Regions from separate parts of the Homo sapiens genome. Here regions 1 and 2 are each linked to region 3. The links are chromatin loops, found by intact Hi-C in ENCODE. Cell type or tissue: CD14-positive monocyte. All regions are shown on one strand.

Region 1 (8,000 bases), 160 kb after region 3:
ACTGGCAGGAGACCGGAGGAGAAAGAGGTCAGATCAGGGTGGGATCAGCGTGTCCTCTTCCCTACTCAGTCCTTGCCAGGCCTCCGTGGTAGCCCTGTCTCAGTGTCTCCACAGCCAGAGCTCTGCCAGTTCCTTCAGGCCTGGAACTGGAAACTGCTTCCTCCTGTTTCAAGTCCCTGAGTGCTAGACTTTGCCTTATCACTTCCTCAACTCTGTCCCACCTCAATAAATGGTGCTTCCATTAAATCCCTTTTATTCAATCCCTGAGGCAGTTACCAATATTAATCAGGTTGCACACATTTAATACTTTACCTAGGCGCAAGCATTACACACACACGTGCAAACCCTCTCTCTGTTATATGAAGAGTGTGGCTTCGAAATCAGACACACGTAAATAAACAGGCATGCCATAACTGCCCAGCTCACTGGGGTTCTTCAGTCTCTGTGACTCTCAGTTAATTCCTCTGGGAAATGAGAACAGAGTCTCTACCTCCTAGAGTGATGATGGAGCTGAACTGAACTTACACGGCACATTCCTGGTGTGCTGCTCCCTCATCTATTCATTCGGTATCATACAAGCGTCCCAGCTCTGTTTGGCAATCCCCCACTGAGCTTGCTTAGGTCTGGTTGTCTGACCTACTTCCAGGTGCAGTAACTTTTTCAGGCTAGGACTTGGGTGGTCCTGCCCACATGTCTAAGCATTTTGCTATAGGATTGACTCCAGCCTCACCACCTCCTTGTCCGGAGGGATGGATATGCTATCTCCAAAGGAGATTGTGGAGGTAAAGAGATGGGTGTAATGATTTCTTCATGTTTGCCCCAGTCCCAGTAGAACTGCCATGAGGAGTGGGGTCTCTATGCCCCCTGCCCCTGCCATTCTTTTGGAGGAAATCTCACCCAACATGTGGTTTGTGAATTGCCTTTCTGGGTGTGTGATGTGCCTGAGATGATGATGACAATGACCAGGGTTGGCGGAGGTTGGAAAAGAAACGGTGGAGGAAGTCACTGTGGGCACAGAATCAGCCCCCCATGCCTTGCATGCAACAACTTAGACGGAAACAGACTCACTTCTCAAATTGATGAATTGGCAGCTGGACATCCAGCTGCTGGGCGTTCCCATCCTGGTTGAAAATTCTGTGTGACATTGGCCATGAGCGATAAACCATGGAAACCAGTGCTAATGAGATCTTGTTCATCCATTGGCTCAAAAACATTGCCTCAGTGAGCACAGCTATGCATGATTAATGGTGGTCAAGAATGAATGCAGAGTTATCACTTCAGACAAGGGAAAAGTTGCATGCATCCCCCAAATTTCTGGAAAAAAAAGAAATGAATTCAGAAAATACAAGCAAGGGCAGGATAGAAGGGGAAAATACTTATTCGAGGTTTGCCACTAGAGATTTCACTTTTATGATGCATTTCAGCAAAACAAACAAACAAAAACATTTAGATTGTTTTCATGAACTATATAAAAGTAAATCGATCCATAAAAGGAGAATAAATAAAGAATTTAAACCACTTTCTTGCCAAAGAACCTTTAAAAAGGAAATATGTTGTTTTTAACAATTCCAAAATAGTCAATAGAATGTTTAGAAATAGTTGATAAAACTACTTTGTTTAGAACTCAATTTTCAAATTGAATCTATTTCTTTAATTAAAAAAACAAATTTACAAAAAAAGATAAAGTGGTAATAAAGGCTGAGATTGGCTGTATATTCAGCAAATGAACCTCCTCAAATCATAACTGCTACATCCATTTCACGACGACTAATGATGGCCACAGCCATTTGTGTTTGTATCATCATCCAGACTGATGACTAAGACAGGCAAAATGAACAGATCATCCATGGCCATTCATTGGACAAGTGTGCAGCTCTGCCTCATAAATAAGATCTACTGTCATTTTTTTCCTAATTGTATAAGCAATACATGGCCACTTCCCAAAACTGAAAAAACAAGGAAAATCACAAAGCAAAGAAGATTCAAGCTGTCGATAATTTCGCCTATAGTCCAAACTACTTAGAGGCTGAAGCAGGAGGATAGCTTGAACCCAGGAGTTCAAGGCTACAGTGCGCTATGGTAGTGCCACTGTACTCCAGCCTGGGCAACCAGCAAGACCCTCTCTCTGAAATTATAATAATAATACTAACAACAGATTCACATTTCAAAGTACTCATTGTTAACATTGTAGAGAATGCATTTCCATATTTTTCCAGTTCTTAATAAAAGATATAAATATAAATAATGTACAGCTATAAGTAAATAATATAAAATGTAAATAAAGTAAATATAAAACCCTATAATATGATTTCATTTTCTTTTATTATAGTCTCTAATTACTGGTCAAGTATATCTTTTCAATTTTTTCTCTGTTTTTGTTTTTTGTTTATTTTTGTTTGGTTGGTTTTTTTTTTTTTTTTTTTTTTTGAGACAAGATCTCACTCTGTCACCCAGAATGGAGTGCAGTGGTGTGATCTCGGCTCACCACAACTTCCGCCTGCCAGGTTCAAGCAAGTCTCCTGCCTCATCCTCCTGAGTAGTTGGGGTTACAGGCGCATGCCACTCCCGCCCAGCTATTTTTTGTATTTTTAGTAGAGACAGGGTGGTTTCAGTATGTTGGCCAGGCTGGTCTCAAACTCCTGATGTCAAATGATCCACCTGCCTCGGCCTCCCAAAGTACTGGGATTACAGGCATGAGCCACTGCGTCCGGCCCCATTTTTCTGTTTTAAAATCAGTGAAATTCCTTTTCTAATGTTTAAAGTAATTTAGTCTGCTGACCCTAACTGAAGATAAAAACTGAAAAATTAAACAACCAAACCCCACACCAACCTTCTATAAATTTTCCTTGTTATTTGAGGCCCCAGGATCTTTGCTTGTGCCCTTCCCTCCACATGAAATGCTCCCTCCTTCTGCTCATCTGCCTACAAACTCCTGGCTTTTGGTAGAGGGCACTTAACTACTTAGTTCCACGTGTTTTCCTTAAAGAGGAAGGACTTAGACGTCATTCCCAGGAGGGAATACCTCTTTCTCCCCTAACTCAGTGCTCCTGAGGTACAAGGCAAGAATATACAGCATTAGGGCGCCCCCTTGCTCCGGTGGACAGCCATGCTAGAGCTCATGGTTTCATGGGACCTCCTTCTTCTGGGCTGTTTTGCACTTGCCATGGGGAGGCCGGCTGTAGTCACACCTCTGGCTAGGTGAATATTCACTCTGCAGACTCAGTTACTCTCTTGCAGTAAACCGCAGGTCTTCACATGGACAGGAGGACTGCAAAGGCCAGAAGTTCCAAGTTTCATTCTTCAAACTTGCTTAAGTCGTTTAAAGTCTTAAGTGGGTATTTCAACACCTATCTAACTTCTACATGTAATTCTCAGGGTTCAGAACTGGGGCAGAACCCAAAAGTCTTCCTTGGACCACATCTGTCATAACAGAATTAACCTTTTATACATACATTTTATAGCACCGAATCATATTTGTTCACATGGCATATCCCATTTGAGTCTAAGGCCTCCTTAAGGCAGAATATTGAGACTTACTTGTCTCTTCATTTCCATAAATCATTCTATTCCTATTATGCTATTTCCTAGCATAATATCTGGCATATAGGAACACTTAGTAAAAAATCTGTTAAATGAGAAGATCGCAAATTGTTGGCAGTGTCACATATTTGTAAACAATCAGACAAATTTTTATCCAAAAAGTTTCCCTACAAATAATAGATTCTTATAATGATAAGATGTCCCTAGAACAGTGATTCTCACATGTTTCAGAATCATCTGGAGCAGAGAACACCTGCTGGGCCACCCCTGAGTTTCTGGTTAGTCGTTTTAGGCCCTAGACTTTACATTTCTAACAAGCTCTCAGGTGATATTGATGCACCGGTCTGGGAACCACACTTTGAAAACTACTATCCTAGAACAATCATTCTCAAACGATTATCAGAATCACTTCTGTTACAGTTGCCCCAGTACATTTCTAAAAAATAAAAAAAAATTTAAAAAGAATTACCTCTGTTTTGCTAAATTTCCACATATTGCTATGATATTCCGACCTGGAAAGGTGGATGCAGAAATCAAATATTTCATACATGACTCTGTGATAGCAAATCCATCCAAAGACAGATAATTGGAAATCACTGGACTTGGGCCGCACTCACAAGCTAACTTTGGAATGACATGTAAAAAAGAATTTCCTGGCCATATCTTCTGTGACTCATTCTGTAACTGTGAATTATTGAGTAACTAACAATTTTCTGGGGAAATCTACTCCAAGATACCGTATGGTGTCTTGGTTTGGGCTAAACTTCACTATTTAATTCCTGATTTTATCATGCCCTATAGGACTGTTCTTCTGATCTGATCAGGATACAGCAAGTCTCAGGACAGCAATCTCTTCACCAACAACTATTAATTAGACACCCACTAAGGGAAAACCACCATGGAAGCTCCAAAGTGGAGAGAAAGAAGCAAAATATTTAGCTGTCTGGAAATATCAGTTGGCTGTAAAGATAGAAAATAGATACATTTTTTAAAAAGATATTTCTAATAACAAACAATAGTTACCCAAAGATTGGTGAAGAAAAGAAAAACTAAAATAACTTTGAGGAAGAGAAGGATGGATTTCTCAAAGCTAGAGAAGTAAAGAAAAACCATTTGAAGAAGAAGAAGGAACTGTAGAGTTATATCGGAAGACAGAATTGAAGAGGCAAGATCCTACCTAGAATAAAGTTCCAAAGAGAGCTTGAGACCCAAGCCAATTATAGAAGGACAGGTCTAGTGATAGAAGTAGGACATCTTGACTTCCATAAAAACAACAAGGGCACCTCTGTCAATTAGCTACTGGCTCTCTTCTGCAGATGACATTGCTCTGGAATAGTATGAGTCTGATTCCTCAGTACCATCTGGCATTTTCTGACTAAGAGCAGCTCTTGTGCTGAAATGCAAAAATGGTAGTAGTTAAAATAGCACAGAGAAAATGGTGGCCTGTGTTTATCGACATGTCTTAGCGTATAGGAGTCAATAACTACTAGATGTTATAGAAAACACATTCATTTTGATGAGCCCTGAGGCCCTGGAATACCTTTCTCCAGTAGGTGATAAAATTGCTGATTGTTGTCTTTGGGAGAAGTTAAAGTGGAAATTAAATGGGCCCATGAAGAATAATAGCCCTTTTGATTTCTTTTTGGACGAGGCATGTGTGTTACTGCCTATGCCTTCACTTGATGTAGCAAACACTAATGATGATATCACGGTGTTCCTTAGTTATTGAAAACCATGTGAAACATTCTAAAATAATTCTGTAAAGTAATCTTCTATTTATCTCATCATGTAAATGTGGCACCACACCTGAAATCAGAAATAGAAAATATTGAAAATTTTGAAATCAAATGTAGCATGCCCTGAGATGAGACACGATTGTTACAGTATCCGCACTAGTGACATCAACGACTAGCTGTGGATGAATAGAATAGGATACTGAAGTGGTTAATCATTAATTATTGTCTTGGAGCCTTCATGCTTTTGTAAAATCATCTGCCCGCATCTGCAGCTTTGGCTGAGGGACATAATCAGACCACTGTGCTTTTATCAATACACTCATCTCTTCCAGGAAGCAGCTTTATGGGCATGGTGGACACGACTAAATCTTGGGAAATCAGATTCTCTCTCATAGGAAATTGGGTCTCTCACTGAAAGATTGTGTCCGTTACTAGTGGGAGTCAAGACAAAGTCATGCAGACTTGAGGCTGGTGGCCTCAAGCGATGAGCAGAGGAGCCAGTCTTTGGGGGAAGAAGGCTGAAGATATGCCTGACAGAAAAGCTGCCAGGTGACTTTCCAGTTCTTGTGGGACCCAGCAGGCCCCCAGCACTTTGTTTCTCATGGGCACATAAGAGGGAGCTGACCACGGCTGCGGCAGGGCCCGCGCCACATGCAGCAGTGTTTGTTCATGGTAGCGCCAGCTATGCAGCCCAGCGGGTCCATGGGTTTGGTTTGAGTATCTGCTTGAGTCAATGTCCATAATCCTCTTCCATACTTTTTCCTTGGCAAAATGAATCTTTATGGCTTTTAAGTGAATAGATGTCATAGCTGGATCCAAATGGGACCGCGCCGGTCTCCTCCTGAAACTGGAGTTCCTTGGAATATGTGTGAGATCAGCTGGCAGCATCCTGAGGCTGCTCTGTGGCAATGGTATGAATGCCACAGGCACTGATGTTTGTAGCCATGAACTTTCCAGGAGATATTTGTCCTGCTCCCTATAAAGATTAGTAAAATCTCCACACAAGATGAGCATTCTTCACATTCACATGGCCTCCAGGAGCATCAGTCTGGGCTCAGGAGTCCTCAGGAATGCAGCACCTCATGCCTTTGGCTAAAGGCCTTTGACAAAGTGCTGGGGGAGGGAGCGTGGCTATGGGAGGGGCATGGCTGTGGAGTGGGCATAGCTAATAAGCATTCACCACAGCTACAGGCTATTTTCATCTCCTCAAATTCTCCAAGAAGTTCTGTCATAAATTCAGTGGTAACTCTCCAGAAAAATCTTTCCCACCCCTCCCCTGTTCCCACTCACCTTAACCCACTTCAACTCATCCTGGCCTGGGTGCCATTTCGTATTCACCCATATAGCCCGTGAGGTAGCCCTTTGTGGTTAAATGTACATACTATGGCATAGTAGTATTTTTGAAACATTAACTGATTTTACTTCTTCTGATATTTGCCCTCTTCCTCCCCTTTATCCTCCACTCCCACTCACTGCCCCCACTCCTATTGAGGCAGATGGTCTCTTCTGGATTCATGGCCTCAAAGAAGGGCAGAAGGTAGAAGTGGTCTATTGATTTAGCTTTGATATTTACCAAAGCCTCCAACAATTAAAGAGATTACACCAAAATACCTCAATAGGGTGCTTTAGAGAGAGGTAAAAGGTCCCTCGACCTCTCAAGAAGGGGAGACCCCCTTACCACTCCAATGCAGGGCCTCAACAATGTAACTGGACTTCAAAGAGAGATGGTATCAAAGCCCTGAATTTCCTCTTTGGACATTAGGCACAGCAAAGATCTGTTGGACCTCAAGTACAATGAAGATGCCAGCATTTCTAATGTGGGTAATCTGGCTTCTCTCCACATTTTGGGCTCCATGAGTCTGTTGGAGCCCTAGTAAGGAGAAGATTACGACAGCGACTGACATTAAGTTTTCTATCCTCATGGTAATAGAGTTTTAGGGTCTCAATTAGTTTCATGGGAAGAAAATAAATGAAGTAGCAAGTGTGTTTTTTAAACTTGAGTCTTAAACACTTGCAGTGTCTGTGTTGTATCATCTTTTCATCAATAGGCCCTCAACAGCCGGAGGGGGAATGATGTGTCTGAGTTCTCCCACAGACACTCTGGAGCAGGTATCCCCAGTGTGCCAGGAACCCTGCTGGCAAGAACATGCTAACATATTTAGAACCGGTTTCTCTTGGGAGCTGTTCATTTAATACGTGTGGCACATGGTAAGGTGGTCAATGAGGCCAAGGTCTTTCAAAGGGATTAATAACTTGACTATTTTTAACTGCTCATCATACATACTTAAGAGAGAGTGGCACTGCTTGTTATTATCTCAATTTACTTCATTTGTTTGCTTTCATTTAAATCTGCTTTATTTCTCTTTGTTTTCTTTCTTCCTTTCTTTCCTTCTTTCTTTCTTTTCCTTTTTTCTTTCCTTCAACAAGAGCCTATTCTTGTCTCCAGAAATATTACGTTAAGTAGTAGGAATACAGATAAGAGATGAGAACACATTCAACAACAAAAAAATCCCATTTTTAAAAACAGCACTGTGGAGGTGGGCATGTGTCTAGTGCGAATAAGGTAGAATAGCACATGCATGTGCCACTCCCTGTGGCAGAGGTTCCACTTAAATAACTGTATGGACGTTCATAAATAAATAAATCTGTAGCAGTGAAGAAATTGGGAGCAATGAAGGTCTTTTGTAGATGGGAGACTTCAATGCATTTCTTGAATATGGAAGC
Region 2 (8,000 bases), 63 kb after region 3:
TCAGAAGAGACTCCGACCTAGCTGGTGGGGGCAGTGGGACAGTTGATAAGCCCTGGAGGATTTGTCAACACCCATGGGACCAACAGAGGCAACAAACTCAAACTTTTCCAGTGAGGATGAAAGCCACACAACCCTGTCACTGTATCTTTGGGCTGACCCTCTGACCTCTTAGATGCTGAATCCACCCCTGCCTTCCTGTTCCTGCCACTGCTGTCTTCCTCACCAGGCCCTTCATGCTTGCCTCCCATCAACTGTCTCAGGTCCTGATGCCTGGCAGCCACCCAGACCCAGTATAGCGTATTTTGTCCTCGGGGCTTTTCAGAAGCCTTGAGCTTCTTGACAAACTTTCGCTCCAGTTGGAGGGAGGTCATGTGGTACAGAGAAGGGGCCTTGGAGTGCAGGATGAGAGTCTGAATTGTAGCCCTACCTATGAGAACCGTGGGAACAGGGGCAGGTCACGTGGCATTCTCATCAGTAAACTGAAGATGATAACATTTGTCCCAAAGGAGATCACATGAGATGATAGTGTAAAAACAGTGTGTAAGCCACCACAAGTCTTACCCAAATGTGAGGGTCTCACCTAAGCCCTTTGGAGACTGAAGCTGCACTGAAGCCCTATGCAGACTGAAGCTCACACCTTTGCAGCATCCTGTTTCAGTTCTGCAAATCACCCAATGACTGAGAGGTTTTCAAAACTGGCAAACTCCTATTGCCCATGGGAGATCTCCATGGGGATTCCCGCAGATATCCCTTGAGTCTTTCTGGCTAACTGCTACCTATTTTTCCCCCTCCTGTCTCCTGGATTCAAGGCTGAGTTTGATGCTCCTCCTTGGCTTGCTGACGGCACCCAGAGCATGCCTCTATTCAAGCACAGGCGTGGCACAGATTTTCTGATCTGTTTCCTCTATTCAAGCACATGCGTGGCATGGATTTTCTGATCTGTTTCCCTCTGTAAATCCCTTCGTGGTGGAGACTGTATCTTTCACTACTAGGTGAAAGATACCTTTCACATGTTAGGTCCTCAGTAAATATTTCTTGAACAAATGAATGAATGAAATTCTCACTCATCTCGAAAGTGTACATTCTCTGCTTTCTCTGAGCAGCCTTTCAACACAGTATGACCACAATAATTCTATTTTCTCAGTGGAATTGCACACCTTGAGGGTAGACACTGTCCTGGCAATGGCTACTATATAATAAGATGCAGGGAAGGAATTGCAGGCACCACTGGTTTCCCTCGCATGCTCTGTTATTACAGTACTCCTTTATTACAAGCTTGGGTTTTGTGTTTGCAGATGCAGTCACGTGGCAGAACCAAATCTCATAAATATATAGGTAACGTGGTAACCAAAAGACTCCATTTTGGAATGGCTGGAGTCTCTGAGACCTCTCTAGATGTAGTATAATGTAATGATTAAATGCCTGGGCTTTGGAGTCGATTAGATAGGCTCAAATCTCACTTCATAAACTATGTAATCTTAGGCAATTTCCTTAACTTTGTTGCCTCATTTTTCTCATCTTTATAAGCTTTGTGCTCCTCACATACTTGTTCTGAGAATTAAAGAAGATAATACATATTAAGCAGTTAGCACAGTCCCTGGCACATAGGAATTATCCAATATCTACCATATCTACCAGTTCTTTCTTTCATCATTGTTATTATTTTCATCATTAGGAAGTCATCTCTTTCTTCCTTTTGGTGGCATTCCCTGGCACCTCTCTCCCAGTTTTAAGGATCTCAAGGGCAGCATATTCCACAAGACTTTTAGTACCTCTGGTAGCATTTGTGGATTTGTGTGTCTGTGGATGTAGATATTTGGAAAAAAAAATGTCAAAACTCTTTACCCTCAACAAACCAAGAGTGTTTCAACAAGTATTCAATGACATCTCAGTCTCTTATCAACAAAACAATCTCAAATATTTATTCTTTTCCCCCCCGCTGATGTCTGGTCACCTCCTTCCCCTCCAGAACCACATGTGCCCTGCAGGAGGACAGCATTCTGCCATCTAGAAAGTTTCTATGCATTTCTCCTGCCTTTCTGAACAGGCCCACTGCCATGGAAAGAGAAAAATGTACTCCATTCTCCTGATTTCCTAATGCTGTGGACATGTGGGTCAGGGAGAGTAATTCCTATTTCACTTTTCCTTTCTGTGATTAAACAGCCAGGCCATGGTGCATGACCAAAGTTAAGCAGCTCTCCTCACCTGTCTCCAAAACAAGTCTGCTTACAGATGTGGGCCACATCTTGACCTCTTAACATCAACCACAGAGCAAGACCTGTACCCTAGAGATGCTCAGAAATGTTTGGTGAGTGAAAATGATTGGGTGAAGGAGTAAACAATTAAGAAAGCCAGCAGGATGAGTTGCATTAGCCATGAATTGCACTCGTACTGGATATCAGGGAGCAAACACAGGCTTCTCTGGAAAAAATGCTCTTTCTTTCACTCTCTATTATAACAAGAAGAAGAAGAAGAGGAAGAGGAAGAGGAAGAGGAAAAATGGTTGGAGTAGAAAAGGAGAAAGCAGATAAAGAGGAGGAGGAAAAAATAGAAAGGGATTAGACAATTAAACACGTTTTGCAATTCCATTTCTATGTGTATATTGCTTTACAGTTTTCAAGGTGTCTTCAGTTTCATTTAACACAATATATTTTTATTAAACAACTACATAACATTTGTAACAATTGGCTACAAATTGAATAGGACACAGTTTCTGCCATCAATTCAAAATGATCCTGAAAAGTATAAAGGCCACTTATTTAGATTATGCCTTGTTTTATGATGAGCAAACTGGAGCTTGCTCGGAATGGAAGATTACGAATATTACTTGGCCAAGAGCACAGAGCTTATCAGTGAGGGGATTGGACCTAGAATTCGAGGTCATATTCTCTACCCATACAAGGCTGCATCCTTTATCCTTTATTTAGACCAAGCAATATTCAAGCACTTGCAAACCATATGAATGTTCCAAATATGTATACTGGACACCAAGACTTTATGCACATCCAGTATCTCATTTGTTGTGAACTTTGTTTTTATAATATAATTTACTGCCAAAAATCTGAAAAGTGAGGATTTGATGATATTTATAATCCACATCTACACAATTAAGAATTAACAGCATTCATCTCCAGAATGTAATAAATATTAAATCAAGCTTTTATATGTGGCTAGTAGCTATTTGCCTATTACATTAGTTAGGCAAACTCATTTCAATACTAACATTTAGATTTAAACTATAAACTCTAATCATATTAAAAAGCAACACTGTGCCAAATCTTGAACTGATAGCAAATACTGATTCATATACCAAAATCAGAAGCTAAATTCCACGGAACCACCAGTGAACTGTTTTGAGCATGAATTAAATAGGAAAATATTGGACTTGAAAATTAAAATAATGTCCACAACTAGGTGTCAATCATTCCAACATTCTATTCATTTTAGCCCCTGTAATTGAGCAGGCAAGCTCTCAACAGGAGGATGGGCACCTGCTCACATAGTGGTAAGTACTGGCCAACCTTGCAGCCAAGTCCACCAGAATTAACAAACTTGACCTTGTTATTCAGTAACCAATATGGATTTTAAAAAGAAAGAAAAAACAATGAAAAACATTCATGATTTAAATGGGAACCATTTTGTAAAGAACAACTGCAAAAGCAAATTTTACGTTTCACTGTGTTGCAATCCAAAGTAGCTGAGAGTACTGCTCTGCCACTTCTATTTTTGTAATGTCACACGCCCACAGAGAGTTCACAGGCACGTAGCTGGAGGAGAGACTGGTTCTCCCTTTTGTACCACTACCCTTCGGAGACAGGCATTGGAATTGCTTCTGCTCAGGAAGGCTAATAAACATAGTAACCAGAAAAAAGAAAAAAAAAAAGAACCCAAAGCAATCAATCAATCAATTAGATTAATGGATTAATTTTCACTTAGGCCAGAATTTGAGTTATTTGTTGAGGACAATGCTGGGGAGAGTTAGGGAATAAATCAAGAAACAGGTGGATTTGAGAGGGAAGGCAAACTGGGTGGGGTTAGTGGAGTGACCTGCTATATTCGTTGGCAAAAGCCTTCTGATCATTTTCTTTCTCCCACTTCAAACAGGCTTCTGTCACCATCACTCCACTGAAAGTGCTTTTGCCAGGATCCCAATTTGAAAAGTGAAATTTCCTAATTAAAGGAAGTGGTTGACCCTGCAGCGTGCATATAGATGTGATCCATCGTCGTTCAGGTATACAACATGACTGCCGCCTCTCACACTTAGGCAGGGACCAAGGCTGATAGAATTGACCCTGTTACAGAAAAACTATCCCATCATATGAAGAAGGCACCAGTAAGCTATTTTCTTTCATTCATTCATCAGTTCATTATTTATTCAACAAACATTTGTGTCCATAACATCCAGTCTAGTTCTAAGCGATAGCGATGTGACTAAGCATTTGAATAAGACTGAGGTGATACTTGCTCTTATGGGGCTCACATTACAGTAAGCCAATAAAAGAATAAATGAACAACATAATTTCAGATAGAGATAAGCACAAAGAGCAACATGGGACAGGGTAATGTGGACGAGATCTGTCTTATATTGCATATCAGGAAAGGCCTTCTTGAGGATGCCATATTTAGTAACAAGAAGAACTCCTGCATGCTCTGTCTAAACCACCACCTGCCCACACCCCAGTAGCAACACTCCCAGAGTTGCCCATTCTCCCTCTCGTAGCAGCACATTTTCCATCTCTGCCAAATCATTCCTGTCTGTGTGCAATTTACCTACAGTATCTCTCAATTGTTAAAAAATACCCTCCTCTTGCCTTCCCTCCCCTTTCAGATTCCACCCCATTTCATTTCTCTACTCTCCTTCACTGCAGAAATCTACTAAAAAGACTTTCATCCTTTTTCTCCACCTCTCCTTCCCTTCTTTCTTGAACCTGCTTCAAACAGACCTCTTTCCACCACTCCAATGAAACTGCTCTGGTCAAGTTCTCACTGACCATCAGGTGGCCAAATCCTGTGGTCATTTTTCTGTTCTCACCTTGTCATTAGTGCTCAGTCCCTATCCCCTGGCACTCACCACTCCCTTATACACGGAGGTTTGTACTGTAGCCGTCTGGGACTCTCGAAGCAAGCATGGCCAGCTACAGATGGGCCGGAAGTCCTAGGGAGTCAAAGCCTGCAGGGGCAGCCCTCAAACAATGACAGAGAGGAACTGGTGTATAAATGCCTCAGTTTCCTTTCCCTCCTATGGGCGATTCTGACACAGGTTCTGTATAGGTTCCCAGAGGCATCCAGTGGCATTGAGTTCACTTTCCTACAGTGATAACCTTCTTATGAACACGCCTCGTGTGGACTCCCCTCCATTCCCTGTCTTACTTACCTGCACCCTTACTGGTGCCCCTTAGAATCACCTCTCATATTAAGTGCTTGCGATCAATTCCTTGTCCGGATCTGCCTCTGGGAGGATACAACTCTGACAAATTCGTGGCAAAAGTGACCGCAATTTCCCCCTCACTATATTTGCAATGTGACTTTGCAGCTCCTCCCATAAAGAGATGAAGATCATTTCTCCACTCCTGGAATCTGGGCTGATCTCGTGAGTTGTTTTACTTTAGGGAAAGCAACAGAAGCGACAGTGGCAAGTGATATGAGCTGAGGCCTAAATGATTGTTACATGCTTCTTCTTGCTCTCTTGGGACTCAGCCTCTGTATGTTGAAAAGCCTAGACTAGCCTGCAGAATAATGAGACATTACGTGGGCCAGTGCGAGTCATTTCTGTTACTGTCTGTGAGAACACTTAGCCAAAATCTGCAAAGCTAATCTGCAACTGACTCATTGCCAATCATAGACATACAGGTAACCCAACCCAAACCTGAAGAACCGTCCCACTAGGCCCTGCCTAAATTGTCAACCTATGTAATCTTGAGCTGAAGAAAAGGTTACTTTTCAAAGCCACTAATTATGGGGATGATTCATAATGCAGCAAAAGGTAATTGTTACATTTACTTAAATCAGATGGTCCCAGAAGTGGTCCTAAGAAGATCTTCATGATGAGATTGTGGAACCCACTTGCTTACCAAACAGATGGCAGCAAGTACCCCATTTCTGGTGGCATACAGTATCACAAATAGTGAGACTCTTACCTTTGGTGGATTGAGATGGGCAGAGATGAAAGGGGATACATTGCCTTCTGTAATAGTTCTAGCTCTTGAAGTTTATGTAGGCAATGATCATTATAACAATGGCTGGCCATGGTGGCTCATGCCTGTAATCCCAACACTTTGGGAGGCTGAGGCAGGCCAATCACTTGAGGCCAGGAGGGTAAGACCAGCCTGGCCAACATGGAGAAACCTCATCTCTATTAAAAACACAAAAATTAGCCAGGCATGGTGGCGCATGCAGGTAATCCCAGCTACTCGGGAGGCTGAGGCAGGAGAATCACTTGAACTCAGGAGGTGGAAGTTGCAGTGAGCCGAGATTGACCCACTGCACTCCAGCCTGGGTGACGGAGTGAGACTCTGTCTCAAAAAATAATAATAATTACTATTATTATTATAAGGATAATTGTACTGCTTCTCTTTGTTAATGACAGAAGCCCTGAAAGAATAAAATGACAGCTATCACTCCAAGCTCTAATTTGAATGACAGAAGTCTACAAGAAGGACCCACACCTCCTGTGGCCGGAAGACAAACTGTAATGAATAATCAGACACAATATTTGGTTATACGGTGCTAGAGATATAAACCACCTACACTAAAGTGTAGGTCTGATATAGAAGAGGTAGGACATTGAGACCTGGAATGGGGAACTTTGGGTAGATACACTTGAGAACCTTAAATCTCCCAAATTTACTTGAATTTGCATAAAAGCCTACTTCTTTCTTGTCAGAGGAGAAGTAACCTCTCATTACCTGGAGACCATGGACATGCTTCTCCTTACAAATGTCTTACAATATGATACTAGACCAATGAACAGGCTCAAGTTTCTTCATGTCATAGTGAGAAGTACTGACCCTTTTCTGGGAAGAAAGATGTTACTCACCAGGAACCAGAAGGTTCCTGCTGTTCCATATTTTCCAGAACCTACAACTTTTTTGGTGAATAATACCTTTCCTTCCAAAGAAGGTCAATGTTCCTGCTGGGGATACATATTGAGGGTATAGACTGAGATCCATAGATCTGAGGGGTTGGGGGGTCTCCTGGAGGTAAGATCCTGCAACATAACAGAAGGATTATCAGTAGCTCTTACTCCAGTCTTTCCCCCAAAGAACTGATAGCTGTTTTTCAAAGTAAATATAAACTGTGGAAAGGGAAGAAAGATCTTTTAACAGCTTTTGAATAAGGATATGGATATGGATCAACAGCTACTGTTAAGATGCCATTAAGCCTTTAATACTATCCTGACACCTTGTTAGAGTTGAGATTCACAGATGTCAGGAGATAAATGGAGTCCTGGTCAAAGCCCATCTCACATGAGTTCACCCTGAGTCTATGTCCTTTGTCCTAGCTTGCATAATAGAGACAGATACACATAGCATCTGGCAGCACCTTCATATTGGTTTCCTGACCTACGAAGTAAGAGCCATAAATGTAGGCAAGGCCAAGTGGGAGTCCCTGAAACTCTCTCTCTCCCTCACCAAAGATAATAAATCCGAAGTGATGTTGCATCTGAGGGATTATACCTGAGAATAGCACCTCTCTCAAAGATTTAAAACATGCAGAGATGGCGGTTCTCATCATATTCCCATTTAATTCAACGATATGGTTTTTGCAAAAACCAGATGGATCATGGTAGCTGATGAGGGGATAGCACAAACTTAGCCAAATGATAGTCCCAATTACAGTTGTTGTGCTGGATGTGATGTCTCTACTAGATTTAGAACTAGATCAAATAGCCTCTTTAACTTGGTATGTGGATACTGATTTAGCAAATGCATTCTTTCCTATGCTCATTGAGAAGCGGGATCAAAGGCAGTTCACAATAACCTAGGACAGATAATTTTAAA
Region 3 (8,000 bases):
TTATTCAAACTCCTTCTGATTGTTCCATCTGATTTCATGATCACAAAGCCTATGAAAACTTTCTGTTCTGGGAAACAGAATCAATAATGTTTTATAAGCTTAACTGTGTGATATGATGTGATATTGTGTTTTATGGAATTGGACATGGCCTATGTCTCTACTATATTTTCACCTTGTATGCAACCTCCTGGGATACCATTACATATATATATATATATGTGTATACACACACACACATATATATATACACAAATACATATATATACACATATATGTGTGTGTGTGTATATCTGCTATATACATATATATGCTATATATATATACACACACACATATTATAGCTAGGTATGGCTTTATGTAGTACTTTCTTAAACATTCACCCTCAAACCTGAAGGGTTCTTTAATGATTGTGTTCATTTATTCATTTGGGATTAGCTAGTTTCCAAGGATGGATCAACCATCCATGCCTCCCGGTATTCCCAGCCATGTGTAGTCCCCTTCCACAGTGAATCTGGCTTCAACCAACAGGGTGCAGTGGAAGTGGCCCTATGCCAGTTCTCCACCTAAGCTATATGATGTCCTAACAGCTGCCTTTTCATGCTTTTAGAACCCTTAACCAACATTAAGAAGTCTAGCTACACTCCTGGAGTCCAGCTAACATGGAGAAACCATACAGAGAGGCCACATGGAGCGGTGGGGACATGAGAATGTGCAGGGAGGGAGAGGAGTCCAGCTGCCTCATAATCCTACCGGAGCCCAGGCATCAGCCATCTCTGCCAACCTGCAGCACGAGTGAGGACGCGAGTGTGCCACCTGGCAAGTGGATCCTCTGGCCCCAGTCAAGGAGCTGCAGCTGATGGTGCATGGAGCAGAGAGAAACTGCCCTGCTGAGCCCTGCCAAAATCATAAAATTGTGAGCAATGAAACAAAGTGGCTGTTATTTTAATCCACTAATATTTGGGATAGTGTGTTACATCGCAATAGATAACTGAGACACATTCATCAAATAAATATTTATCTAACCTGCTGTTTATAATAATAATACAACACTAATATTGAGTATGCTGTAATATATAGCAATATAATTAATATGGTAATATTTATCTATCTATTATTGACAGACTTTGTGATGAGTAGGAAATTGTATCTATCTTTAAGGCCTGCAGTCAAGAAGGGGAAACTATATTAAAAGCTAGTGTTTTGGAATTTCGTCAACAAGTCTGTTTCCACGATTTAATAGACTTCAAAATATTCTGTGTTTTCCTCCTATAACAAATATGTTCCTTGTGGACCTAATCTGGCATATAATATATGTACAAAAATACAAGTTAATTAATGAATTAAAGTCAGTGGAATCTCTTATGTCAGTGAAAGCAATAGGGTTGCTGACAAAAAAAGAAAGTAAAAGTTTTTAGTGAATTGTATATGCACCACTGGTTTTTATTTCACCTTTATCTTAAACAGTCAGCCACTCACTTAAACTTTGGCTTCTGAGGCTGAGAGCCACATAAAAGGGAGCACTAAATAACTGCAAGTGTAAAGAATGATTTGTGCTCCCTAAAATGCTTTATTCATACAAGGGAACTGAGGCTTGGAGAGGCAAAGGGGCTTGCTCATAATCACACACCTGGCACATTACGGATTTCAGACTCAAACAGACATTTTTAAAACCAAGTCCATTGTCTTGGCTAAAGTACACCTTCTCCAAACTCCTATCTTTCTCTTACTCAAAATTTCCCTTCAAATCTACACATTCCAAGATCTCTCTTAGAGCTGGGCCCATGGTGCTCCTGGAAGATATGATTGGATTTCTCCTCACCCTCTGAGCAGTGTAGGCACAGGTCTTCTGGTGCAGGGGATGGGGACATTAGAATGTGGCAGCTAGCTGGTACCTATTGGAGACCACCCCTGTAGGTGGGGTGACTCTACCACTCTGGTCTGTCAACAGAATAGTTTTTATGGGACCCTCATACGGGTCAGGGACTCTGTTATGTGCTGCAAGGGATTTGCAGGGAGCAAGAGAGAGGTCCTTTCCCGCAAAAGACTTACGGTCAGCCCCTAAGCTTCTCGGTGAAGGGAAGAGCAACATTGAACATCCGTCTTGGACACCTTGCCCCTTGGTTCTTCTATCTCACGAGTGCCTCGCAGTGGCTCTGCCTGTGGACCCTTACTCATGTTCTCTGGACCAGGGTTGTTAACCATAGCAGGTTAGAACTGCCCATTTATTCTAAATACAACAGCCAACTACCATCTTTATTTCAACCCTCACTTCCCACCACTTCTTCTCTAGTCTCAAAATGCCTTTCAGCATAGGCAGGAAATATGACAGAAGAAAGTCCCAGTCGAACAAACAATAACCGAAAATGCTCTTTGTTGCTGGGCCTTGGCGATCAAAGCCCTGCACATGTTTGCCAGCTGTAGTTCAGATGGTTTCTATTTCACTCAGCATTAATTTTTTATGAAATCTGTGGCCCAGGGGCCCATAAGCGGCTTTTAGTTCTTCATTCTATACTGTCTGGTCTAATTGCCAAGGCATGGTAAGACTCAGATTTTAAGGTGTCGTTAATGTATTTACCAGCCTTCCGGTCTACAGGCAGGCTCACCTCTTTGTGTGGGATTTTAATCATGTTTTGTTTTTAGAAAGGAAATGAAGGTATTCTTGGACTAAATATACTTGCTTTTCTTTGGATTTATTATCAGTATTTCACATCAGCGAGACAGCATACACAACACTGCCAATCCCAAACCTCAGACTTTATCTTCCAGTTTAAGTTTGATTCTTAAGAAGCATATGGAGTCTGTGCAGTGGAGGTAAGGCCTGTTTAAAATGAAGGCTGTTGTTTGTATGAAACATGCTTATTTAGTAGTTTATGATAAGGGGCCTGCTGACCCCAAAGGCTATCTTTCTTCTCACTTAGCAGCAGCAGCCTGGACTTTGTTTCAGATCGTCTCTGGATGCTGTAGCAAAGCCAGCAAGTGACTCACTGTCTGTCCTCAAACTCTTTGCAGCCCCCATTACTGAAGAGCCCCACAGACAACTTAGAAAACACAGTGATGGGAAAGTGACAGTGTTTGCAGAGTTGCTGGTTGCCAGGGGTCTACATGCAAGGCCAGTGCCGCGATCATTTTCATGAATTTCAGATGTCCTTTCTCTTGCCAACTTCGTGTGTTTTCTGAAAAATAATAAGAAAAAAAAAAAAACCCAGTCATCTGGCCTTACTTCCTTAAACCGAAGCTATTAGAGGTATCCAGGATCTGACTAGGGCAGCTAATTTTCTTTCAGTAGTGATTATAGCTGCACACCCTGCACAAACCGCATGCAAGACTCCCCCTCAACATAATTTTACATGCTTCACTTCTCCAATTGGCTCCAACTGTTAACAGAGCCCAGGTTTTGCATACACAGCCACACTTGGGGAGAAAGAAAAATACTTTGTTGCAGGCAGTTTTGCCTTGATACTTGGCACTACTCCATTTCCTGACTGCGTTACACTCCCTTCCCTCCCAGGTACCTGAGACTTCTTCATGCATCTGAGTGTCTGGCTTTTGATGCAGCTCCTGGTTAGGAACCAGCCCTCTCCATGGTCATTAGCTTCCTTTTTTTTTTAAAAAAAAAAAAAAAAAACTACCATCTAGTAGGCAGCTTCTTCGGCACTATTGTTAATCTGAGAATTTGCTAGTACTTAACTCACTCTTCACACGCCATAAAAATCTCTATTCTTTGAAGTGTCTAAGTGTGTGATGGCTGAATGTGTTGGGAGGAGCTGTGTTTCAATATGTTTTTTACTTTTGTTCTCAGGCCAGAGAAATTTCATTCAGTTTCATGTGTTCAGTCCTTGAAACAAAAGGCAGTGCTTCTATTTGAAGCTTTGGTTCATTTAAAGGAAGTAATCAATTCTGTTCTGTGAGTATTCACTGAATACTTCCTAGGACCTATGAACTGATTCATGCCAGAGGCTGCAGGGCCTCTCAAAAAAAAAACCAATGTGTACCACAATCCTCTAGAGGCTTTCTGATTAGACAGATTGGGAGCAGGGTCCAGTTCATAAGCATTTCTGAAACATCCCAAGGGAATGCTGACGTTGCCTCGGTGGACCCCCTTTGAGTAACACTGCTGAGAGAGACACCTTAGTAAATGCTCAGGGTTTTGTGGGAAGACATTGAAACACATCTGAATTAGACAGTAAGACAACCAGTAACACAAATAATTCAAGCCCCAAAATGCACTCTAGAGATATAGAATGCCAGTGGCCTTCAGGAGGTGATAGGAATCACCAACCACTGTGGACCAAAAGTGTCAGATTAGTCGCCGCTATCTGGGGTAGGGTTTTGGAGGCAGTCGGGTTTGGAAGAAAGTGTATGATGTGGATAGGTGGGAAGGGAGAAGAAGGCTTCCTGGACAGGAGGATAAGGTAACAAATAATGATATGTTTGGACTGAGAGCTGATGCATAGTTTCTGCAGAAATAAATGAAGACCAACCAAATGAGAACCAGAAAACTATTTATTCAGAGCTTGCAAGACAGTTAGTCACCATCACTTGCATTTTGGCAGAAATCCAAAGGCAGGCAGAGGAGTGGGAAAGTTTTAGAGTGGCAGAAAGGGAAGGTTCCAGTGTGCGCTGATTAGAGGCTGTTGGCATGAGGAAGCTGGAGGTGGCTCACTAGAAATGGGAATCCCATTTGATTGGTTAGGGGGTATATTTTGCTTTTTCCAGTTGGTCCTAAATTGGAAGGATGGACAAAAATTAAGGAAGCTGTAATTTATTGATCAAGTCCTGGCCATTTTTGACAATTGTTATAGAAGTTATTGCTTGACTTCCTGAGTTGTTATGAGAGATAAGAACTTACTTTCTACAAGTCTGACTTATAAGTAGCATACTGGCTTCCTTGGCTGGCTACATAGAGGTGGGATAGTCTCCAGGGCAGGTTGCTGCAGGCTGTGGGTTGTAGTTCTGTTTTTATATATGGTCTGGCCATTGATGTTTGTACATTCACTCTCTTGTTTCTGGATTTTTGGGGTTTGCCCTGATGTCATCTCTCTTTTCATATTTTTTCTTCTTCATTTTTTGAGATTATGGGCTTCTAGCCTCATTCCACTTCGCCAATGACTTTTGAGAGTTCTCTCCTTATTTTCTGAGCACTCAGGAGCCCTTCTATGTTCTATTTATTCTCTCATCCCTCAGATTGATGATGAGGAACTTCTCCTGGAGGAGCAGATGTTGGTTCAGTTGCTCCTGAGTGAAGCCCAATCCTCAGGTTCCATCGCTATTCACAGGGTGACAGCTATCGCTTGTATGGAGATACCAAAGCTGCATGGGAGACATCAAGGACCAGGGGTCACAGTTCTCTCCTTGACCTCATATGGAAGGACAATTGAGTGCTCTCTGCAAGAGCTTCCAAGTCCCCAGGTAGAGGGAACCCTGCAGGCTCCCCTTGGATAAATGCAGATGCAGGCACTGGGCCCTCTGCGAGTGTCTCGAAATGGAAACTCTGCAGATGGGGTCTTTGCTGCCAAAGCTAACATCCTAAAGGCTCGTGGCCCCAAACAGCTGAGCGGGGTCACCTCTTTTTCCAGCAAGCGCTTAAAAAGGCTCCATATCAGTGCTCCCCAGACACCACACTGAAGCTTTGCAGGACAACTCTCTGTTCTCACCATCTGTCGGCAGCTGCTTTGGCCACAGCAGTCAGCTGCCAACTTCTATCTTCCATCAGAGATGGCCTTCCTTCAGGCTTCTTGACCAGCTCTTTGATGGCACATAACCTTTTAGCCACCTCTCTAATTCTGCAGGTGGCTCACCATGGTTTATTTATGCCATTTCTTTGGCTCTCTGAAACTCCTCTTGGGGTGGCTCCCAGGAGGTCTAGGGAGCCGTGAGCACCTAATTAATTTTCCATGAGAAGCTCATGTGTTGGGCCATCCTTTCTCATTTTTTTTTTCAGAATTGCTTATTTGCTGCACTTATAGTCATTTCTCATGGAAAAATTTGACATATAAATCCATCATATATTAGATTATTCCAGTAAACTAAAATGGCCATAGGCACTCAGTGTAAAATATTTTAGCATTTAAAACATCCATAGCAAAGGTTTTTCATTTATAATAATCATAGATATTATTAAAGTAAATAATACATCTGGGAGCTAGGGCTTTTTCACCTTTGAATTCAGACATGTTGGGTGTGTTCGGGTATGTGCATTTATTTTTTCTGGGCAGAAAACAAATATCTTTGTGATGGTTACATAAACGATGAAAAATTAAGTTATTGAAATAATGATTCTGTTATGTATATTGAAATTAGAGATTAGCTGCTCCTCGATATCCATTTTCTTTTTCTTCTATAATAATTGAACCTCCAGTATTTAGCTATGCACTTGTCTGCAAGAAGAATCCTACTTTCCAACTTTTCTTGTGTGTGGTTATGGCCAGATGACTAAACTGTAGAGAAAGGGGTATAAATGGAGATATGTGTGTGTGAAATTTCTGGCATGAGTCCTTAGAAGGTGGGGATGTGCCCTTTCTTGACTTATTTTCCTTTCTTCTGGCTGGAATGTGAACGTGATGGCTGGAGCTAAAGCAGCCATGTGGATCACATCGGGAAAGCCTTAAGGATGGTGTATGAAGCAGCCAATCAGAAGGAGCCTGAGCTCATTCCAGCCCTGGATCACCTCCTCAGCCTCTTAAGTGAGAGTTAAATAAACATTTGATCACTTTTTAAGGAGCACTGTTATTCTTGTTTTTTAATCGCTTGTAACCAAGCCTGATCATAACTAATAAAACACCAAAATAATCAAATATAAAGGAATACATTTTGCATTGTCCTTTAAAAAGATGGAAGGAACATTCATGCCACAAAGGACTGCCTAAATCCACCCAGAAGCATATTCACCAGAGTCTCAAATAGTAGCTCATCATGGTCACAGTCTTCAGTGTGTTAGAGCTGCTCATACCTTCAGGATACTGCAGAGGTCTTACTTCTAGTCACTCATGTTTGCCTTTGGATCATCACCAAGAATAAAACAATGTCAAATATGTTAAGCAGATAGGACATCATAGCACCCACAAAATCTCAGTTTAGAAATGATAGAAGGATGCATTTTCTTAAAAAAAAATAAAATCACAATAGGGGTAACCTAAAATAATTGGATGGTCAAAGCCAGTCTTCACTGTCACAATGTCAAATACATTTAGGGACAAACAGGTAACGTTAATGTAGTGTGATTTAGGACACCTGAGTGTCAGGAACACGTACTCAAACCTGAGAGTCCCTGTTCTGTCTGAACACACTCAGATTTTTCTAAAATACATGTCTGGCTAAATAAAACTTGTCTGTGAGCTGGTCCTATTCCCAGGCCACCAGTTCGTGCTCCCAATAAGTTTTTTTCAATATTTTCATTGGATTACAGTAGACTTCATTGTTGGGGTAAGACATGATCTCAGGCTTCCATTATAATTAAGGGGAAGACAAGATGGGTCAGTATAGGTGACTTTTAGAACCTGAAATGCCTCACTGGGCTCAAGGATTATAATCTGGGATGGTTATCGTCGAGCTTGGCGTGAAGTGTGGTGGCCACGAGAATGATCCATATTAGAAACCTAAATACTAGACAGACAAAGAAAGGAAGTGCACATCCAGGGTTGAGACCAAGAGAACTAGGGGTTCAAATACAGAGAGTAAGCCATCAGTCTCTGAGCAAGAGACAAGAAATAACCTGAACAGGAAGTAAAATTTAAAAGAAAATTTAAATTAAACAAATACAATTCATGTCTTGTATGTTGTATATAAAAATTAGATTTAAGTTAAGAAAGGATAATATGCAGACAACATAGACCTTATGCAGATAGGCTAACAGCCATTCTTCCCATCGACCCACACAAAAATAAAAGGCTCAAAAATAATTACGTAAAATCAGGATTTATAACAATGCCTCGAGTTAACAACCCGCCTACTTGGTTAAAGTTCCCTTTAATTTAAACAGGTGACATGATTCTGAAAGTTAT

The links. Hi-C counts contacts between places; a loop is a spot of excess contacts. Peaks named below come from ENCODE experiments on the same cell type or tissue, not always from the same donor. Only the 100,000 strongest peaks of a DNase experiment are listed, where the experiment ranks them.
Region 1: a loop joins it to region 3, with 2.0 times the contacts of the local background. A loop is called at or near these places in 6 of 110 quality-filtered maps.
Region 2: it touches region 3 in a loop (2.7-fold over the local background); 5 of 110 quality-filtered maps call a loop at or near these places.

What each region holds. Positions count from the first base shown.
Region 1 is chr6:6,491,825-6,499,824 of GRCh38, forward strand. The region is part of intron 3 of LY86-AS1 (LY86 antisense RNA 1); the gene reads right to left. Among named protein-coding and RNA genes, the nearest start is that of LY86, 93 kb to the right of the region's middle. In CD14-positive monocyte, CTCF peaks have their summits at 3,094 and 3,198; DNase peaks (open chromatin) are centred at 3,087 and 4,217.
Region 2 is chr6:6,392,269-6,400,268 of GRCh38, forward strand. All of the region lies in intron 4 of LY86-AS1 (LY86 antisense RNA 1), which reads right to left. Among named protein-coding and RNA genes, the nearest start is that of F13A1, 76 kb to the left of the region's middle. RefSeq lists enhancers at 34-203, 334-533. In CD14-positive monocyte, no CTCF peak of the experiment used is centred here; DNase peaks (open chromatin) are centred at 693 and 3,723; H3K4me3 peaks cover 3,786 bases; H3K27ac peaks cover 5,580 bases.
Region 3 is chr6:6,329,146-6,337,145 of GRCh38, forward strand. It overlaps LOC124901253 (a long non-coding RNA gene), which reads left to right. Exons shown (of 2, transcript XR_007059428.1): 2 at 608-1,022. Among named protein-coding and RNA genes, the nearest start is that of F13A1, 12 kb to the left of the region's middle. RefSeq lists an enhancer at 2,667-2,716. In CD14-positive monocyte, no CTCF peak of the experiment used is centred here; a DNase peak (open chromatin) is centred at 4,576; H3K4me3 peaks cover 1,349 bases; H3K27ac peaks cover 2,897 bases.